Linked DNA regions of Homo sapiens: regions 1, 3, 4, 5, 6 and 7 are each linked to region 2. Evidence: chromatin contacts called from ENCODE Hi-C or POLR2A ChIA-PET data. All regions are on one chromosome and are shown on one strand. The core of a region is the stretch at or near the end of the contact, and the rest is flanking DNA. Distances in the headings are between cores, read along the strand shown. Region 1 holds the start of KCTD15 (potassium channel tetramerization domain containing 15). Region 2 holds the start of ZNF302 (zinc finger protein 302). Region 3 holds the start of TMEM147 (transmembrane protein 147). Region 4 holds the start of USF2 (upstream transcription factor 2, c-fos interacting). Region 5 has its middle 38 kb from the start of LSM14A. Region 6 holds the start of COX6B1 (cytochrome c oxidase subunit 6B1). Region 7 overlaps LOC105372379 (a long non-coding RNA gene).

Evidence for each region. Hi-C counts contacts between places; a loop is a spot of excess contacts on that map. ChIA-PET counts read pairs that join two places held with the same protein, here RNA polymerase II (POLR2A). Pooled maps may share reads with other maps.
Region 1: a loop to region 2 is called in a pooled map, with 4 times the contacts of the local background. The contact joins the promoter of KCTD15 here to the promoter of ZNF302 in region 2. A Hi-C loop is called at or near these places in 7 of 50 pooled maps. POLR2A ChIA-PET finds 5 or more read pairs at or near these places in 2 of 52 experiments (activated CD4-positive, alpha-beta T cell and activated naive CD4-positive, alpha-beta T cell).
Region 3: a loop to region 2 is called in a map of ascending aorta, with 4 times the contacts of the local background. The contact joins the promoter of TMEM147 here to the promoter of ZNF302 in region 2. A Hi-C loop is called at or near these places in 1 of 168 maps with a recorded cell type or tissue (ascending aorta) and 10 of 50 pooled maps.
Region 4: a pooled map shows a loop between it and region 2 (13-fold over the local background). The contact joins the promoter of USF2 here to the promoter of ZNF302 in region 2. A Hi-C loop is called at or near these places in 13 of 50 pooled maps.
Region 5: a loop to region 2 is called in a pooled map, with 14 times the contacts of the local background. The contact joins the enhancer-like site here to the promoter of ZNF302 in region 2. A Hi-C loop is called at or near these places in 1 of 37 single-sample maps with no recorded cell type and 9 of 50 pooled maps. POLR2A ChIA-PET finds 5 or more read pairs at or near these places in 3 of 52 experiments (activated CD4-positive, alpha-beta T cell, activated T-cell and activated naive CD8-positive, alpha-beta T cell).
Region 6: a map of sigmoid colon shows a loop between it and region 2 (4-fold over the local background). The contact joins the promoter of COX6B1 here to the promoter of ZNF302 in region 2. A Hi-C loop is called at or near these places in 2 of 168 maps with a recorded cell type or tissue (ascending aorta and sigmoid colon) and 8 of 50 pooled maps. POLR2A ChIA-PET finds 5 or more read pairs at or near these places in 1 of 52 experiments (HEK293).
Region 7: a loop to region 2 is called in a map with no recorded cell type, with 17 times the contacts of the local background. The contact joins the enhancer-like site here to the promoter of ZNF302 in region 2. A Hi-C loop is called at or near these places in 1 of 37 single-sample maps with no recorded cell type and 7 of 50 pooled maps. POLR2A ChIA-PET finds 5 or more read pairs at or near these places in 1 of 52 experiments (OCI-LY7).

The regions. Positions count from the first base shown.
Region 1 is chr19:33,795,479-33,798,178 of GRCh38, reverse strand. It overlaps KCTD15 (potassium channel tetramerization domain containing 15), which reads right to left and starts at 1,309. Exons shown (of 7, transcript NM_001129994.2): 1 at 1,192-1,309. RefSeq lists a silencer at 2,611-2,700.
Region 2 is chr19:34,676,428-34,679,127 of GRCh38, reverse strand. It overlaps ZNF302 (zinc finger protein 302), which reads right to left and starts at 1,450. Exons shown (of 5, transcript NM_001289187.2): 1 at 1,025-1,450; 2 at 315-391. The coding sequence starts at 323. SCGB2B2 (secretoglobin family 2B member 2) reads left to right here and starts at 1,969. Exons shown (of 4, transcript NM_001025591.4): 1 at 1,969-2,700. It also overlaps the pseudogene ZNF807P and the pseudogene SCGB1B2P. RefSeq lists a silencer at 1,202-1,261 and enhancers at 684-1,580, 1,712-1,771, 1,822-1,921, 1,581-2,478.
Region 3 is chr19:35,544,176-35,546,875 of GRCh38, reverse strand. It overlaps TMEM147 (transmembrane protein 147), which reads right to left and starts at 1,250. Exons shown (of 7, transcript NM_032635.4): 1 at 1,060-1,250; 2 at 919-988; 3 at 291-350; 4 at 68-204. The coding sequence starts at 1,136. It overlaps GAPDHS (glyceraldehyde-3-phosphate dehydrogenase, spermatogenic), which reads right to left. Exons shown (of 11, transcript NM_014364.5): 10 at 1,870-1,967; 11 at 1,557-1,778. The coding sequence ends at 1,706. TMEM147-AS1 (TMEM147 antisense RNA 1) reads left to right here and starts at 847. Exons shown (of 4, transcript NR_038396.1): 1 at 847-939. RefSeq lists a silencer at 669-1,248 and an enhancer at 941-1,633.
Region 4 is chr19:35,267,629-35,270,328 of GRCh38, reverse strand. It overlaps USF2 (upstream transcription factor 2, c-fos interacting), which reads right to left and starts at 1,367. Exons shown (of 10, transcript NM_003367.4): 1 at 1,166-1,367; 2 at 837-883; 3 at 630-748; 4 at 326-526. The coding sequence starts at 1,227. It overlaps LSR (lipolysis stimulated lipoprotein receptor), which reads right to left. Exons shown (of 10, transcript NM_205834.4): 9 at 2,595-2,700; 10 at 2,365-2,505. The coding sequence ends at 2,470. RefSeq lists an enhancer at 1-11 and silencers at 299-618, 759-948, 2,107-2,256, 2,357-2,426, 2,507-2,586.
Region 5 is chr19:34,133,440-34,136,139 of GRCh38, reverse strand. No RefSeq gene overlaps it. Among named protein-coding and RNA genes, the nearest start is that of LSM14A, 38 kb to the left of the region's middle. RefSeq lists an enhancer at 853-1,388 and a silencer at 1,372-1,781. Within about 2 kb of position 1,304, at least 38 of the 41 ENCODE cell types and tissues checked have a DNase peak (open chromatin) inside an H3K27ac peak, as active enhancers do.
Region 6 is chr19:35,647,059-35,649,758 of GRCh38, reverse strand. COX6B1 (cytochrome c oxidase subunit 6B1) reads right to left here and starts at 1,436. Exons shown (of 4, transcript NM_001863.5): 1 at 1,356-1,436. RefSeq lists enhancers at 1,175-1,224, 1,385-1,444.
Region 7 is chr19:35,212,684-35,215,383 of GRCh38, reverse strand. The region is part of intron 2 of LOC105372379 (a long non-coding RNA gene); the gene reads right to left. Among named protein-coding and RNA genes, the nearest start is that of FAM187B, 15 kb to the left of the region's middle. RefSeq lists enhancers at 1,358-1,407, 1,448-1,647. Within about 2 kb of position 1,308, at least 25 of the 41 ENCODE cell types and tissues checked have a DNase peak (open chromatin) inside an H3K27ac peak, as active enhancers do; they include OCI-LY7, where a contact is called at or near this core.

The DNA of each region.
Region 1 (2,700 bases), core at 60-2,559, 880 kb after region 2:
AGTCCTGGGGGCCTGCACAATTGTCCCAGGGGTGGCCCCGGAGAGGCAGGCGGGCCACCTGGTGCGCGCCAGCCTCCCCACCCCCCCCCTCCCGCCTCCGCCGCGGAGCCAGCCGGCCGGTGTGAACTTAGGGGCGACGGGAGAGGGCTTGGGCCAAGGCTGGAGGCGCCGCGGGGCGGGGTGGCCGCGGCACCCGAAGCGCGGGGCTGGGCTGGGAGGGGTTGCCGCGGAGGCGGGGCGGGGACAAAGTTAAATCAAGAGGCAGACACTTGGAGACCACAGATGGGAAGCTCGCCTAATTAAGGACGTAAAAGCGCTTTTGTTCTCAAAGTTTATTGTTGCCGGGATTAAAAAAAAATTAATTGAAACTAATGCTGTTATTCACTCGTGCAGTTAAATTCCTTCATGCACATTTGAGATACGGAGCGAAAACTTGAAGCTTATCTTTCTGCAGTCGCGGGTGGGGGCCGCCGGAAGACAGAAAGGCGCTGCAGAGGCGGGGGTCCGCCCCCGGGTGTGTTTGCGAGTGTGTGCCGGGTGCGCGCGTCCAGGTCAGGGGGTGCGGGCGGGCAGCGGGGAACCGGATCTGCAGGCGGCGATCCCTCCCATCGCGGCCCCTCTCCCAGCCCCAAACCCTGCGCGCCCGGGACCACCACCAGCGCGACAGCCCCTCCTGCCAGGTTTCGGACTCGTGGGGTGGGCGTCAGAGGACGCACATCTGTCCCACTGGAGACTTTCTCTGATTTTGGGCGCCAAGCCGGGACTTGTGCATCCCGAAGCCCCAGTTGCGTGAGCCCGTTTCTGACCCCGGAAACTCGCCAGCTCTGCAGGGCGCTCGGCCCAGAACAGGGGCCAGAGTGCGGGGACCTCCACAAGCGCGCGCGCGCGCGCGCGCACACACACACACACACACACACACACACACACACACCGCGCGGCAGGAAGCTCCGAGACCGCCCGCGTGGGGAGGGTCCACCCGCGGCCAGGACCAGCCCACGTGGGCAACCCCACTCTTGCACCAGGCCTTTGTGCTGGGCACCCCCGCGCCGCCAGCCCCCGCCGCCCAGCAGAGGGACAAAGCGGCCGCCCCCGCCCAGGTCCAGACCCTGGCCGGGCGACTTTCTCGGTATCGCAGCCACTTCGGGGCAGGGTTGCGCGGCTCTGAGCGGTGGCCGCCCGCGCTGAGCTTACCTCGGAGCCGGCAGATCGGGCTCGGGCGCAGCCCCCGCCCCACGCAGCTGCCGGTCTCGGGCGCCGGGCGCAGCTTCGCCGCCTATGCTCGCTGCGCGGGTCGCTCCGGTCTCGTCCTGGAGTTACTTTCTCTCTCGCCCCCAACCCTCCCCCCACCCACCCCTCCCGCCCCGGCCCCCGCTTCACGCGGCCCCTCGCGGCGCGGCGCGCCGGGGCCTCCCCTCCCCACCCTCCCCTCGCCTCCTCCCCTCTTCGCGGCCGCCGCCTCCGCCGCCGCCGCCTCCTCCTCGCGCCGCTCTCCGGCTGCCCTCCCGCCGCTCCCACCTCCTCTCCTCCCTCCTCTCTCTCCGGCGGCCTCCCTCGATTGCTGGAGAGAAAACCAGCCCCCCACTCCAGCCCCTAGCCAGCGCCTCGCCGCGGCCCAGCCCGGACGTAAAGGGCAGCGATCCGGCCCCAAATTACCCAGCGCGAACGGGCGCGCGCGGCGACTCCTGGCTCGGGGCTCGGCTGCGCCGCGGGGCAGAGGATTAGAGTCGCAATTAGCTCCGCGCGCCCGCGCCTGGCGACAAAAACGCGCCGTTTCCCCTCCTTTCGCCGGGCGATCCCCACCCGCCTCTCCCGAAGCCCGCGCCTTCCCGCCGGGGCCGCGGCCAGGACCCTCCCGGGAGCGGTGCGCCCAGGCCCCAGCGCCCTCCGCGGCCCAGCCCCCCGCCCCCCGCCGGCCGGCCACGCGGCGCCCGGGCCTCCTCCGGGCTCGGGGAGGGGGCGGGGGAGAGGCTGATTTTAATCATTGTCATTTCATCTGATGTAATATTTCCCCGGGCGCTTTCAGCTGGGCATAAATTTTCGGCTCCCAAATAAGTAACACAGGGCACGTTTCTCACATTTCTTGACTCCTCGGTTACAAAGAGGAGAGCAGCCGCCGCCGCGGCGCCCGGGGCTGGGGGCGGGACTTGGGAAGAAACTGGGCTGCCAGTCGGTCGGGGCTGGAGCGGAGCCGGGGGCCAGGCCGCCCCTCCCCCGCTCCCTGGCCGCCCTCCCAGGGTCTCTGCCCCGCTGCCCCTCTCCCGTGACGTCTGCGGACACGCGGTCGGCCGCCGCGGGGGAGGGACGCGCTGGGGCACCGGGCCGACCGCTCGCGGCTAGACGCGCCATTTCCTTTACGCGCGCGGCGCGATGGAGACGGCGGCAGCCAAGACTCCCCGCGGCCGAGGTCCGCGCCCCGGACGCCCCTCCCCAGTCTCCGCTTCGGCCGCCCCTTCCTCCTTTTCTCCCACTCCCACTCCTCCTCCCCTTCCTCTTCCTCCTGTTTCCTTTGCGCCCCGCCCGTGCCTCCTCCTCCTCCTCGGCGACCATTTCCCGGCTCCTAGGAAACGGAGCGCGCGACTGGCCGGCACTGCGCCCCCGCCTGGCTCCAGGGACGCCCGGGCCGGAGACCGGCTGGGACCGCGGGGCGGGTGCGCACGGGCCGGAACGGCGCCTGGGTCCCGACCGCCGGCTCCGGCCGGG
Region 2 (2,700 bases), core at 201-2,700:
AGACCACATGGTACAGTTTTGACAACCATAAACCGAATAACCTTACATTCCAAAGTTGCATTGTGAATTACAGTTTTAAAATGTTGGCAATCTAGAAAGTCTTCTAGCAGAAAACTGTAGAAAAGAGGAACACTGGGTGATGAGGACAATACCTTGGAGCTCTCCTGTGGGCTCCATTCTTCCTATAGTGAAAGGAACCATAGATCTAGTCCCTTAAATGGACTTGATTAGGTGGGAACAGGCAGGAGAAGCAAAGCAAACACACAGAGGCCTAATAAAGTGTTTCAGGAAGATTTGGGGACACACCGACTTACCTGAGACATTATTCTGCAATTTCCAATGGCCAACAGAGTCCCCTTTCCAGGTTCTTATCTTAGAGATGGGCAGTGTCCTGAGGGCACAGAAAGGCAGGAAAAAGCAGTCATGAAAAATCGGGCTTATCTTGCGGCACCTGTCACACACCTTAATGGAAAAGCACACTGGTAATCACTCGCCGGAGCGTCAATCTCTCCCTGGGAAGGAACAGGGTGTTTCTCCGCAAGGGCTATTTACCAGGTGCCACCTGCGGGGAAAATCAATTATTCTGTATACAAAAGACTCATAAAACAACGGTAACAACTTTATCAGCTCGTTCAGTCTTCACCACTTTGCAAGGTGTGCATTCATATTATTCCAGATTTTTTTTTTTTTTTTTTTGAGACGGAGTCTCGTTCTGTCTCCAGGCTGGAGTGCAATGGAGCGACCTCGACTCACTGCAACCTCTGCCTCCCGGGTTGAAGCGATTCTCCTACCTCAACCTCTCGAATAGCTGGGATTATAGACACGTGCCACCACGCCCAGCTAATTTTTTTTTGTATTTTTAGTAGAGACGGCGTTTCGCCATGTTCGTTAGGCTGGTGCGGTGGCTTACGCCTTTAATCCCAGCACTTCGGAAGGCGGAGGCGGGCGGATCGCTTGAGGTCGAGTTCTAAACCAGATTTATTTTTTAAAATGAAGACAAAACTGAAATTCCGAGATACTGAACCCATTTGTTCAAGGTTGCACAACTGAAAGCGCCGGCTTCATGACGACATAACCCAAAAAAAACTGTAGCTGGCGTCTGCTCTCGCGCCCACTTCGCTCTCACAACAGTGCCAAGAGGTCGGCGCCGTCATCACCCCGCGTTTACACGGCTCAACAGGAAGGCCAGGAAATGCCCAAGGCCCCGGCCGTGGTCAAACCGCGCGCGGACCCAGGGCCTTAGCCCCGCCGTCGCCGCGACCCACACTTGCCGGAGTCCTCAGCAGGGCCTCACCGTCCCGCAGGCGCCCCGAGCCCGCGCCTCCGCGGACCTGACGCGCCGCGTAGCTGGTGAGCGGGTAACGGCGGCCGACCTCCGGGAACGACACTGCCCCAAACCGTTCCTTAGCTTGGAAGCCGCCGCCAGGCCTGAAGCTATCGCGGGACTGACCCAGTGCACCGCCCACGGCGAACCACATTTCCCAGAATCCTCCCCCTGCGGTACAAATGTCCCGGAAGCCGCGAACCGCCGGCACCCGAAGACCACACTTCCCAAGGGTCTCTGCGGCTGCGCGGACCTGGTGCGCCGCGGGCAAACCGGTCACGGCTTTGTAAGTAGCTTAACCGCCTGGGGCCGTCGACCTAGAGCCGGCCAGCTAGGACCATGCGCAAATTGTCCTGGGGCACACAGTCGTCCTCTGGTGAACGATACAACTCGAAACCAAGGGACACCCTCTACTTATAAGGGCCATGGCGCCCGGACCAAGAAATTACATTTCCCAGAAAACTGCAGCCGTGCCAAGGTCTTCCGGGTCATTCCTGCGCTCACACAAACGTTTCCCTCCGAGACATGGGCAGCCCTTGCTGGTACCGCGCAAGTGCTCGCCGTTGCTAGCAAAGGGGCTCCTCTCATCCCAAACCCTGCCGCTATGCTGTTCACCTTCAGGTCTTTTTTTTTTTTTTTTTTTGGCACTCATTTGCCCAAGACGATAACTCACAAAACGCCCTGTGGCCCGACTGTCACGACTGTAGTTCGCCAACCAAGGGCATTTCCTGGAAATGCAAGGGGACACGTATCTGTGACACTAATGGCCGTTCTGACGTGCGTTACGCCCCTGGAAGGACTTGGAAATACTGAACTTGAGTGAGCACTGGGAGGATGGAGACCCTCATCCTGGGAGGAGTCACTCCTCCCGCAGCCATCACAGCCTGACGCCCCCTCTCCCCAGAAGTGCTTCTTAGGCCCACCCAAAAGGGCAATGGACCTCTCTGTATGCAAGCCAGAGCAGTCTACTGTTTGTGTATATTTGGGTTGTTTACTTTCTTTTTAACACTTAAATGTTAATTGACTTCAATCATTTTTAAAATTATAAATAGTGTCGCTATAGACTTTTTTGTACTTATTAAGTACTGACCTGCATGATCTTCGTGAAGCAGTGCTTCTGTTACCAGAAAGGGGTCCGGATCCGACCCCAAGAGAGAGTTCTTAGAGCTCACGCAAGAAAAAATCCATGGGAGAGCACAGTGCAAAGCCAAAGCAAGTGTATTAAGAAAGTAAAGAAACAATGGGTACTCCATTGTTAGAGCAGCAGCTTGGGCTGCTGGACTAGGGATACTTGTATTTATTGCTTGATGATGTGCTAAACAAGGGTGGATTATTCATGAGTTTTCCAGGAAAGAGGTGGGCAATTTCAATTTCTC
Region 3 (2,700 bases), core at 1-2,500, 870 kb before region 2:
CTCCAGCACCCCCGTGGAACCCAGGTGTCCCTTCTCAGGGGTCTGGGCTCCAGGCTGCTGTACGCACCGGGACATAATAAGCTCAGCAGTGGCCCAGCCCAGGGCAGCAACCATGATCTTGTACTCTCCCTTGCCGGCATTCCGGGACATGACAAGGTTTAGACCTATCAGGTCTGCCACATCCACGCTGGCCTTCATGAACTCCTGCGGGTCAGGTTGAGGCTTAAGTAAGCACAGGGGGACAGGGAGCCCCATTCCTGAACTCCCTTCCCTTCCCTGGCCCCTCTCACCCCAATGAAGTCATAGATGCCGCCTTCCCAGGTGGGAAAGAAAGTGGCCAAGAACAGCATCTGAGAACAGAAAGCAGAAAGAGGTCACTTCAAGGTGAGGGGATCAAGATAAACCACGTGGGATTTGTGGGAAGTTCGTGGGTAGGAAGAGGGCAGGACAGGTTCTGGGGGCCCATCTGGAAGAGGAACCACCAGATGGTGGCAAAATTACAGGAATCGGGGAGATAGAGGATAGGTCCCCGGGTCCCCGAGGGGGCTGGAAGTTTGAGTTCTGGGTGATCACAGGGCATCTGAGTCAGGTCTGAAGGTGCTGCTCCTTGGGCAGTGTTAGCAGCACGTACGGAATCAGTGATCACTCTTAACCGCACCAAAAAAAACCTGTTAGCCAACCACACTACTGAGGTTTTCTCAGTTTTACTAAGTGCTACGCAAAAGTTGCTTCTAGGTCTCTTCTCAGGTCGTGCCCTCTTTAAAGTCCATCCTCTCTAGGTATCCTGACGCCTCCCAGTGCGGAGTCCCGAGGGCGGTCCCACCGTGGGGCGGCGGGGGCGCGGATAGGCAACGGGGGCGGGTCCCTGGGTCTGCAGAGCCTGGGGGCCAGAACACGTGGCTTCCCGGTGGCCCTCACCTTGCAGAGTTGGACAAAGAGGTAGGTGACTCCAGCCTGGACGCATTTCCAGAAGGCGTTGTACTCGGACCTGGAGAAGCGGGAGGTGAGGGTCGGCCCGGGCCCCGCGCCCTCTCCGCCCCGCGCCCTTCCCGCACTCACAGGCCGCTGCACTTGTAGGTGATGAAGTAGGGGAAGTAGGCAAGAGCGAAGCAGTTCCCGAAGTGAAACAGGGTCATGATGCCGGCCGCCCGGTCCCGCCCGCGCGGGGATCGCGAGGCGGCGTCTCCGGGAGCGGGTCTCCGGCTCCGCCGGCTCTTTCGCCACGGCCAGGGCCTGGCACCCACCTGACTGGCGGGGGCCCGCGCGCGACCTTCTGGGAGCAGTAGTCCCGGCGCGGGGCGTCGCGCCCAGTGACGTCAGAGAGCCCGTGGCCGGCCCTGGGTCCCACCGCTGCCGGCCCAGCGCTTTGGGGAGTGACTTCCGGCCATGCGGGGCCTCTACCGCTGCCATCGCGGTCCCGGTCTCCTGAAGTGGAACCCGGCTTGGAGTCGAGCGCGACCCCTCGCCCGTGGGCGCAGGCGATCGAGTAAGGGTGGGGCGGGCCTCAAACCCGGATCAGAACCCGCCCTGACCGGCGCAGAGATACGGGACGCAGCCGTGAGCACTGTTTTTTATTTCACCATGGACCCATCGGCGTGGGGCGCCCGCCCCGGGTGTCCTTCCTCCCCCGGGCAGCCAGATGCTGGAACGGGAGGCACATGTTCCGGCCCCGGCCCCTGGGAAGGAAAGAAAGGACCTTCCCGTTTCACTTGTCTCGGCTGAACATGTAGCGGAGGAGGTCGACCACCCGGTGACTGTAGCCATATTCGTTGTCGTACCTGTGGAGGAGGGGTCGGGAGGTTCAAGGGGGTTCCTTCCGACCACCCCTTAGTTCCCCTCCCTCTAAGTCTCCAGCTCCTTCCCCCTTACCATGAAATGAGCTTCACGAAATTGTCATTGAGCGCAATGCCGGCCTTAGCATCGAAGATGGACGAGTGGGTATCACCGAGGAAGTCCGTAGAGACGACCTGGAAGTCAGAATTTCAAAGATAAGTGTGTCCGGCAGAGCAAGGACCTCCAGGAGCTGAGGCCCCGACTCTTAACTCTATCGCCCATCCATGCATTCATCTATAATATTTGATGTAGCCCTACTGTGTCCAGTCTCTGGACTGGAGGGTATGACCAAGTGCAGGGTATGACCAAGGCACTGTGTCAGGGTCTGGCCAAAGGGCACAGGTCACAAACACCCTCATGCTGTACCAGTACATCCCTTTCCTAGGAATAATGCAAGCGTTTGGAATGGGCCAGCATGGAGGGCCTCTCTGAGGGGTGGCCATGAGCCTGGGTCTAGATGACTAGAAAGATCTGACCGGCTGGGGCCCTCAGCACAGTGTCTGAGGTAGAAGGAGCTGCAGGAAGGGAGGACCTGAGGGTTTTAGCCCTAGTGTCATGAAAGGCCACAGGAGTGTTTTCAATCCTGAAAACGGGTGATGCAATGTGATTCCATTAAAACAAAAGATCCCAGTGACTGTGGGAAAGTGGACCTGCAGGAGTTAATGCAGGGAGACAGCACCAAGGTGGATGTACAGGGGTCCACCATGACCATGGCATCCACTCCTCACAGAGAAGGCATCTGGCCATGGCCTGGCCCTGAGCAAGTATTGAAAAAAATGGGAGCTGTTGTCTTTTGTTCACTAAGCATGTATTAGTCACCTGCTGTATGCCAGGTTGGAGCCACAAAAGTGAAAAGGCAGCCCCTAA
Region 4 (2,700 bases), core at 118-2,617, 590 kb before region 2:
CTGCGTGTAGCATTCTGTCCTGTGTTTCAAACAGCCCTGGAACATGGCGGGAGGTCAGCGATCACTTGCTGAGCAAATCCGTTTCGCACTCTAAGAAACTTTCCTCTTAAGACACATCATTCCCATTTTGCGGGAAAAAAAAATTCCAAGAGCACTGTCCCCAGGTTTCACGGTGCACAACAGGGATCTGGCCCCATGCAGCCTGAGGCCTGAAGGCAGCATCCGCTGGGCGACACCTGCCCCACCCCCGGGGCTCCCCAAGAGCAGAGCCAGTGTCCCCTCTCCACTCCCTCCCCCCCCCACCCAGGGGTGGCAGGGCACCTACCAGCGGGAAGGGCGCTGCAGGACCTGGGGGCACAGAGGCAGCGGCGGGGCCCGGGCGCTGGGCTGCCCCGTCCACACCCACCTGGGTCACAGCCTGCTGCCCCCCCGCGAAGGCAGCGGTGGACACGACGCTGACGGCGCCAGCTGTGTCGCCCTGGCCGTCCAGCTGACCATCAGTCACCTGGACTACGCGGTATGTCACCTGCAGGGGGCGGCAGAGCGGCGAGGCCGGCGCTGGGGCCAGGTCCGAGCCTTCCCGGCGCGCCCGCCCGCCCGCCCGTTCGCCCTCGCGGCCCGCCGCTCACCTGTCCTCCATTTGTCTCTGTGCGGAACTGGTACTGGATGTTGTGGTCGCCGAACGCCGCCTGCTGGACGCTGGTGATGGCCACCGCTGTCTGCTCCTCCGCTCCTGGGCCGTCCCCGCCTGGGGCCGAGGAGGGTCGGGGCACGGTCAGGGCCGCGCCGAGCGCCCCCAGCCCTCCCCGGGCGCGGCCGGCCCGGCAAGCACTCACCTTCCTGCAGCTCGACGCCCTCCTCCGCCTCGGGTCCCTTGTCGTGGCTGCCAGGGGCACAGGAGGGAGCAGGGTCAGCGCGGCCCGCGCCCGCGCCCCCGCCCCCGCGCCCAGCTGCAGGGCCCCAGTCCCACCCGGCCGCGCCTGAGGCCGGGGGCGCCGCCGAGGCCGGGGGCCGGGGGCGGGAGGCGCCAGGTCCCCCCCGCGCCGGCGGCCTCCATTTTGAGCCGGGCCCGCGGCCGCTCGGGATCATGGCGGCCCCGGCCTGCAGGCCGCGGGGCCGGGGCCGGGGCCGGGGCGCGGGGGCACGGCCGGGCCGGGGATCTTACCTGGCGGCGGCAGCAGCGGTGGCCGAGGCAGCGGGATCCAGACCCGGGTCCAGCATGTCCATGGGGGGGGCGGGGGCGGGGGGGGCGCGGGGCCCGGGGGGGAGGGGAGGGGAGGGGAGGGAGGGAGGGGAGGGGGCGGGCGGCCGGGGGGGCCCCGAGCCCGGCGCTCACGCCGCGCGGCAGGAGGGGACGGAGGAGATACGGGAGCCGCTCGCGCTGATCACGGGGACAAACAGTGGGGTCATGTGAGGAGGAGATGCCGCCGCCGCCGCCGCAGCCGCCGCCGCTCCTGCAGCCGCTGCAGCCGCCGCCGCCTCCGCCTCCGCCCGCCCGCCGGCTCCGGGCGGCCCGAGGCTCCGGGACGCCGCGCGGCCGCCCCCAGCCCACCCAGCTGCCCGCCCGCTGCACGCGGCCCTCAGGCCTCCTTCCCTGAGCAGCCGCCGCCGCCGCGACTTTTTTTTTTGAACACGGCCCGCCCTGGCTGGCCGCCGCCAGTGCCCTGGATCGCCGGCTCGCGCGGCCGCCGCCCGGCTTGGCCCAGTCCGGCGGCGGATCGCTGCTGCAGCCGCCGCCGCTTTCTATTTTTCCCCCTTTTTTTTTTCCTCCTTTACTTGAGCTGCGCGCGCGCGGCGGCGGCGGCGGCGGCGGCGCGAGCCCCGGGGCGGACGCGCGCTGGGGGGAGGCGGCCCGGGGCGCGCGCGCTGGTCTGTCTCCGGGGGCGGGCGGGCGCGCGCGAGCCCGGGGCTCCGCGGGGCGCGAGGTCGCCGCGCGCCGCCCTGGTGAAACGCGGGTCTGGATGGAACGTCGGGGTACCCGGTGCAGGGGCTGGGGTCGTCGGGGGCCAGGTGGGCTGCCCGAGTTTGGAGACAGTAAAGTAGGTCGGTGGGGGGCTGGGGGGGATGGGCTGGAAGGGGAGAGGAGCGCGCGCGCGTCCCGGACGGCCAGCCTGCGGTGCGCGAAGGCGGAGGGCCGGGGCGCATGCGCACGCCTGGGCGGGGCCGGGGCGCGCACGCAGGCGGGCGGCGGCTGCGCGGGGCACGTTCTCCGGCCGGCGGCGCGGGCGCGGGCCGGGCCAGGCTGGGTCTCTTCCTCCCGGCCCCGGACTCCGGTGCCCCCGGGACGCGGCGCTTTACAGACGCATACGGGAGCAGCCCCGGTCCCCCGCCCCGCGCGGCCGAACAAATGGTTCTCTCCAGAGCTTGTGATTATACGTTTTATTAGACTCGGGAGGGGTATGGCAGGGCTTCATCAGTGTTCCTTCAAATTAAAAAAAAAAATACAAAAGCTACGTAGAAAACGTCAGATCAGACGACTAAACTTTCCCGACTCAGGGCCAAGTTCTGCAAGGGAGAAAGAAAGAAGGGTATGAGCCGCGGGGACCGGCTGGGGGCCCAGGGACGGTCTGGACGCCAGGGAGGGCGGCCCTCACCTTCTTGAGCCTGCGCTCTCGGGACGCCTGCGAGTCGGTCTCCGAGTACGGGGGCGGCGCGGGCGGGTAGTAGGCCTCTTCCTCCTCCTCCTTGTGGGGTCTCCTC
Region 5 (2,700 bases), core at 55-2,554, 540 kb after region 2:
AACTGTCCTCTACCCTGAGAAAAAGCAGATAGTATATGATTCCTTAACATATAATTCTACAGGACGCAAACTAATCCACGGTGACCAAAAGCAGATTCACTGTTATCTGAGGGACTGATACGGTAGGCTGTGACTGGGAGGAAGGATTATAAATGAGCAGAAGGAAACTTTTATGTTCATTCTCTTGATTGTGGTGGTGGTTTCAGGGATGTATACACACATATGTAAAAGGCAAACTGTATGCTTTAAATATGTACAGGCTTTACACCAGCACTTCAATAAGGCTGTTTAAAATTTTAAAAGGTGTGGGAAAGAACACAGGCCACACATGTGGTGGTGGAAATGGCCCAGGCTTTGCTATTAAAGTTGCGCTAGTGTCCTTTGTCAAGTCACTTAGAACTCTCAGCTGCAAAGATAACACCGCCCTGGCAGGGATTAAGAAATAGTGTACAGGCCAGGCGCAGTGGCTCACACCTGTAATCCCAGCACTTACGGAGGCCGAGGAGGGTGAATCACTTGAGGTCGGGAGTTCAAGCCCAGTCTGGCCATTATGGCAAAACTCTGTTTCTATTAAAAGTACAAAAATTAGCCAGGCGTGGTGGCAGGCACCTGTAATCCCAGCTGAGGCGATCACTCGAATCCGGGAGGCAGAGGTTGCAGTGTGCCGAGATTGCGCCACTGCATTACAGCTTGGGCGACAGAGTGAGACTCTGCCTCCGAAAAAAAAAAAAAAAGAAGAAAGTCAAGAAAAAAGAAATAGTGAACAGGCCGGATGCGGTGGCTCACGCCGGTAATCCCAGCACTTTTGGAGGCCGAGGTGGGAGATCTTTTGAGCCCAGGAGTTGGAGACCAGCCTGTGCAACATAGTGAGACCGCCCCCTCTACAAAAATGTCATAATTAGCCGGGTGTAGTGGCCTGCGCCTGTAGCCTCAGCTATTTGGGAGTCTGAGGCGGGAGAATCACTTGAGCCCCAGGAGTTCAAAGCTCCAGTGAGCTAGCTCTGGTCACGCCAATATACTCCAGCCTGGGCTACCAAGACCTTGTATCAAGAAAAAAAAAAAAAAAGAAAAGAAAATAAAAAGAAATAGTGAAAATTTAGGCGAATTTAGGTGAAGCACAGGGTATTCGTCCAGGTGTGACATGCAAGGTGGAATGGTGGCAGGCAGCCCGACTCAATTCCAGGCCCTAACTCATCTTGGATCTGTGACCTGAAGCACGTTCCTGAGCGTCTCCGTTTCAATGTCTCAATTGCAAAGCGGATTAAATGACTCAACACAAGTAAGACAGGAGGAGCGCAGGGGCTGGGGCGTTCTCGGTAAGCTGAGAACAAGCCGGGTGGACGATGACCTGACGGCGCCGGCGAGACCCCGGGCCGGTTGCTGGGGTCGCACACAGGCAGCCGGAGGGGCGCGCAGGAGGGTCCGGGGCAGGGGCCGGGAAGACTGGGCAGATAAGAGAGCCGGAACAGGCGAGGCGGCCAAAGAGGCATCCAGGAGCCGCGACAAACGTGCGGGCAGCGCAACAAGTGACCCGCAAAGCACCCAACCACCACCTTAACGCTACTTCCCAGCCTGCCCCGCGCCCTCGGGCGCAGGCGCAGTGAGGTGGGCGGGGGGCACGGCCCAGTTTCGGGGGGCACGACCCGGCCCCTAGCCCCACCCCAGCCGCGGCCACGCCCCTCGCCGCGCCTCTAGAGCGGGAGGCTCGGCTGCTGGTTTCAGTTTGCAGCTAGGGAAGGTGGGGACATTGCCAGTGTCGAGTGGGTTGATCCTCCCTGGGTCCCTCTGCAAATTTAGGACCGTGCCACGAGTCCAGTCAGGAGCGGGACGCCTACCCTGCGGCGTCGTGCGCGCTTCAGGGGCACTATTGCAAAATAGATGCAGCTCTCAGGCAGTTTGCTTGTTCCTGGGTGAGGAGTTTTTGGTTAAAAAACAGTTGTTCCTCCCCGAGTTTGTGAAAGATAATGTATTTAAAAAATAAAACAAAGAAATTCCCAAGTCCCATCTGGAAATAAAAGATAGTTTTAAAAGACACCTGCATTAGATTGCTACAATAAAGTTATGTTTTCGTATTTTTTTCTTGATACAAAACAAATTTAAAAAAATATATTTTTAGACAGAGTTTCACTCTTGTTGCCTAGGCTGGAGTGCAGTGGCGCGATCTCGGCTCAACCTCCGCCTCCCGTGTTCAAGCGATTCTCCTGCCTCAGCCTCCCAAGTAGCTGGGATTACAGGCGCACGCCACCACTCCCAGATAATTTTGTATTTTTAGCAGAGATGGGGTTTCATCATGTTGGCCAGGCTGGTCTCGAACTCCTGACCTCAGGTGATCCGCCCGCTTCAGCCTCCCAAAGTGCTGAGATTACAGGTGCGAGCCACCGTGCCCAGCCAATAAAATATATTCTTTTTTATTTATTTATTTATTTTTTATTTATTTATTTTTATTGATCATTCTTGGGTGTTTCTCGCAGAGGGGGATTTGGCAGGGTCATAGGACAATAGTGGAGGGAAGGTCAGCAGATAAACAAGTGAACAAAGGTCTCTGGTTTTCCTAGGCAGAGTGTGTGTGTCCCTGGGTACTTGAGATTAGGGAATGGTGATGACTCTTAACGAGCATGCTGCCTTCAAGCATCTGTTTAACAAAGTACATCTTGCACCGCCCTTAATCCATTTAACCCTGAGTGGACACAGCACATGTTT
Region 6 (2,700 bases), core at 187-2,686, 970 kb before region 2:
CCTGTAATCCCAGCACTTTGGGAAGCCGAGGTGGGTGGATCACCTGAGGTCAGGAGTTCAAGACCAGCTTGGCCAATATGGTGAAACCCCATCTCTACTAAAAATACAAAAAATTAGCTGGGCATGGTGGCGTGCACCTGTAATCCCAGCTACCAGGGAGGCTGGGGCAGGAGAATCACTTGAACCCAAGAGGCGGAGGTTGCAGTGAGCCGAGATTGTGCCATTGTACTCCAGCCTGGGCGATACAGCAAGATCTTGTCTCAAAAAAAAAAAAAAAAATTAAAATTAGCCAGGTGTGGTGGCGCGTGCCTGTGGTCCCAGCTACTGAGGCAGGATCGCTTGCACAGGGAAGCAGAGGTTGCAGTGAGCCAAGATTTCTCCACTGCACGCCAGCCTGGGTGACACAGTGACCCTGTCTCAAAAAAGGAGAAAAACAAAAAAAAGGAATGTCTATGATTTTCATTGCTAACAAAATCACCGCTGCTGCTAGTACTACCGAGGTTGCTGCCTCAAAAGGTTAGTAAAAACACAGATGCAATTCCACCCCCCACCCCAATTCAAGTACTAGCATTCCTTGAATTCTACCAACTCTGCGGACCCAGGGTTAAACACCTTTAATATAATGTCTCTGAAGAAGTGACAGTGTTCGTCGGGAGCCTGAGAGAAAAGTATCTATATTCCAGGGAATCCTAGGAGTCGTGGGGCTATACAGAGACTTGCAGAGCAGTGTCAAATTCAAGCGACGCAAGGTGGTGGTGGGGGTCTGGAGCACTAAAACAGTCTTTCGGTGGGGAAGTGGGGTGTAAAACACCAGCTGCTGGGGCACAGACGCAGTAGGAAGGATCGTTACCGGCGAGATCTCTACCCGGTATCTGAGGATGAGGGTGCATCGGAGATGACGCTGCGGCCCCTCCAACGTCCAAAAGGGAGGATGGACTGGACACCCGGGAGCCAGGCTGCGGCCCAGGCAAGCCGCGAGAGGCCACGCCTGTGAATTAGCCATGAAGAGCCCTGGAGGACAAACTCCTGGGCCAAATCCTGGTCGCTGTGTAGGTTCAGCTAGGTCGCTTGGTATCTCTGAGCCTGTTTACTGACAAAAGGGGATAATCGCAGGCCCTATCTCATAGGGCTGGTGGGAGAGTTAAATAAATTAATTAAAGTTGTTTGGGATGTTGCCTGGCATCAAGGAAGAACCGTATCATTGTTAGCTCTTACGATGAACAGAACAGGGCCCCGGGGTCCAGGGAGGCCGGACGCCGCCAGCCGGAAGCCTCAACCCGTTCTCAGGGAAGCTGGGGTCCGGCTCCTCAGCCCGCTAGACTGGGGTCCCAGGTTACAGAACCCTCCACACTCACCTAAAGGCACCCCGGATTCAACCTGCAGCTCAATGTGACCCTCAGCAAAGACACCACAGTCGGACAGGAAGCGGAACTACTACCAGCCGGAAGCTGAGAGAGGTGGGGACTACGGGAGTCTTGCGAGCGGCTTCAGCTCCCTCCCAGGAGGAGGCCACTGAAGTCATTCAAGCCACGCCCAGCAAGAGAACTACGACTTTCTATTGGGCTAAATGCTTGTTCATCCTCACTTCTGGCCCAATCGTGAGCTTGCGCGGCTGGGGCTCGGGCGCCCGTGGGTTACCCGATCTCATCACCTCTGTGTCTTCACTCGGAGAGAGTGTTATAGATCCCGGGGCTGGCTGGAGGGTAGGTGTGGAGAAAAATGTCCCAGCGAAAGTACTTTTATTCATGCAAGAAATATTTATTGAACGCTTTTTCTGTGTCAGGTATTTCTTTTCTTTAAATTTTTTTTTTCTTTTTTTTAAATTTTTGAGACAGGGTCTTACTCTATGGCCCAGGCTGGAGTGCAGTAGCGCGATCTCAGCTCACTGCAACCTCCGCCTCCTGGGTTCAAGCGATTCTCCCGCCTCATCCTCCCGAGTAGCTGGGATTACAGATGCGCACCGCTACTCCTGGATATATATATGCATTTTATAGAGATGGGGTCTTGCTGTGTTACCCAGGCTGGACTCGAACTCCTGGTCTCTAAGCGATCCTCCCGCCTCGGCCTTCCAAAGCGTTAGGATTACCGGCGTGACCCACCGTATCCAGCCATCAGGCACTTTACGGGTTGAGAAAGCACGCTGCACAAAACACAAAAATCCCTACCCTTAAAATATATATATAGAGAGAGAGACGGAGTCTCACTCTGTCGCCCAGGCTGGAGTGCAGTGGCACGAACTTGGCTCACTGCAACCTGCGTCTACTCGGTTCAAGCGATTCTCCTGCCTCAGCCTCCCGAGTAGGTGCGATTACAAGCGCACGCCACCACTCCCGGCTAATTTTGGTATTTTTGGTAGAGATGGGATTTCACCATGTTGGTCAGGTTGGTCTTGAACTCCTGACCTCAGGTGATCTGCCCACCTCGGCCTCCCAAAATGCTGGGATTACAGGCGTGAGCTGCCCTACCTGGCCAATTTGGCTTTTTTTTTTTTTTTTTTTTTTTTTTTTTCAGACAGAGTTTTGCTCTTGTTGCCCAGGCTGGAGTGCAGTGGTGTGATCTTGGCTCACTGCAACCTCCACCTCCCGAGCTAGAGCGATTCTTCTGCCTCAGCCTCCCCAGTAGCTGGGATTACAGGCATGCGCCACCACACCTGGCTAATTTTGTATTTTTAGTAGAGATGCGGTTTGTCCATGTTGGTCA
Region 7 (2,700 bases), core at 59-2,558, 540 kb before region 2:
TAAAATGAAGGCAAGTTTATTAAAAAAGTAAACGAATAAAGAATGGCTACTCAATAGACAGAGCAGCCCTGAGGGCATCTGGCTGCCCATTTTTATGGTTATTTCTTGATGTTACGCTAAACAAGGGGTGGGTTATTCATGTCTCCCCTTTTTAGACCATATAGGGTAACTTCCTGATGTTGCCATGGTATTTGTAAACTGTCATGGTGCTGATGGGAGTGTCATATTGAGGACGAACAGAGGTCACTCTGGTTTTGGTGGGTTTTGGCCAGCTTCTTTACTGCAAACTGTTTTATCAGCAAGGTCATTATGACCTGTATCTTGTGCTGACCTCCAATCTCATCCTGTGAGTTAGAATGCCTAACCATCTGGGAATGCAGCCTCATTTTACCCAGCCCCATTCAAGATGGAGTTGTTCTGGTTCACATGCCTCTGACACAGAGAGATTATATCCAGGTTTAAGGTTACATTGGTTGCAAGTGGTGGAGCTGAGCGTTGAACCCAACTGGGCTGGGTCTAGAGTCCTTGCTCTTAACTATCACTAGCAGAAAAATAATAATAGCAAAACGTTTTTCAGAGCAGATAATCTGTGCCTGGCATTATTCTGAGTATCAGGAAATCATGATCATGATCAACATCCATTGAATCCTTCCAGCAGCCCCATGAGGTAGATTCTATGAGGCATTACCTTCATTTCACAGAGGGGGGAAATTGAGGTACTGAGAGCATAGACAAGCCTGAGGTCCTCTATGGAGCAGCTGGGACTTGAACCTAGGCAGCGGGGTTCCAGAGTCCACATCTGCCACCCCCAGGGCCTCATCCCTGAGTCAGGGGTGAGGTCAGCCTCAGAGAACTTCATGAAGTAAGATGGAGGGAGGGGCCCAGGACAGCCCAGCAAGCTCACGAGTCATGTGTCCACCTTTCCCTCCTCTCCCCTCTTCCCATAGCCGGGTCCAGTCTTCCCAGAATTCACCTGTGAATAGACTGACCAAATGCAAGCTGGACCAGTGGGGTGAGTCCAGGCAAAGCCAGCAAAGAGGCCAGTGGCCCAGCCTGAGCCACAAGGCGGGGCTTGCCAGGGCCCACAGTGGCTGGTGTAAACCTATGCCAAGGAGGGCATGGGGGTGGAAGGGAAGACCCCCTCATTCCCCAGGGCAGCTGGGGCTCACTTCGAGTCCTGCCTCACGCACCTGCACGTGACTATAACCTTGACACTCATCAGACCTCTGCAAAACAATCCTCGTCCACTGCCCTGACAGGAAGCCTGGGCAAGATGCCAAGTCATATTTAATGCGTTTATGAGAAACCAAGACATGGCTATTTATAGCCCTTTGATTCATCTGCCAAGTGAGAACCGGGTACATGCAATGACATCTTACGAGTGGAAAGTAGGCAATGCCGTCTGCCCCTTACCATAGACAACAGGCACACCTTGCTGCGTGGGCTCAACAGGTTCTCACGCCAACCTGTGGAAATGCCACGGACAATGGTCCCCATTCTGCAGTGCAGAAACTGAGGCTTGGGAAGGGACAGTCACTTGCTTCATGGACAAAGTGTGGCAGGGCTGGGGATGGAATCCAGGCGGACTCTTAACTCACCCTGCAAGCTGTCTCGGCTACACGGTCCACACCCCACTGTCAACTCCTTTAAAGACAAAATTCTTGGCCGGGCGCGGTAATCCCAGCACTTTGGGAGGCCAAAGTGAGTGGATCATGAGGTCAGGAGTTTGAGACCAGCCTGGCCAATATGTTGAAACCCCGTCTCTACTAAAAATACAAAAATTAGCTGGGCATGGTGGCGTGTACCTATAATCCCAGCTACTCAGGAGGCTGAGGCAGAAGAATCACTTGAACCCAGGAGGTGGGGTTGCAGTGAGCCGAGATCATGCCACTGCACTCCTGCCTGGGTGACAGAGCAAGACTCCGTCTCAAAACAAAACAAAACAAAACAACTGTTTTCTGAATAGTTCATGGGACTCTTTGGAAACATTCTGCTTGTTTCCTGCCTTCTTTTTTCAGCCCTATCTCTTCTTTCTGGCCCTCTTCCTTCTTCTTTGATATTAAAATACTTTTCTTTTTTTTTTCTTTTGAGATGGAGTCTTGCTGTGTTGCCCAGGCTGGAGTGCAGTGGTGCGACCTTGGCTCACTGCAACCTCCACCTCCTGGGTTCAAGTGATTCTCCTGTCTCAGCCTCCCCAGTAGCTGGGATTACAGGTGTGCATTACGATGCCCAGCTAGTTTTTGCATTTTTTTTTTTGAGACAGAGTCTTGCTCTGTTGCCCAGGCTGGAGTGCAGTGGTGTGATCTTGGCTCACTGCAAGCTCCTCTTCCCGGGTTCACGCTATTCTCCTGCCTCAGCCTCCCGAGGAGCTGGGACTACAGGTGCATGCCACCACGCCCGGCTAACTTTTTTCGTATTTTTTTTTCAGTAGAGGTGGAGTTTCATTGTGTTAGCCAGGATGGTCTCGATCTCCTGACCTCGTGATCCGCCTGCCTCGGCCTCCCAAAGTGCTGGGATTATAGGCGTGAGACACCGTGCCCGGCCTAGTTTTTGTATTTTTAGTAGAGATGGGGTTTTGCCATGTTGGCCAGGCTGGTCTTGAACTCCTGACCTCAAGTGATATGCCCACCTCAGTCTTCCCAAGTACTGAGATTACAGGTGTGAGCCCCCAGGCCCGGCCTAAAATGCTTTATTTCTTGT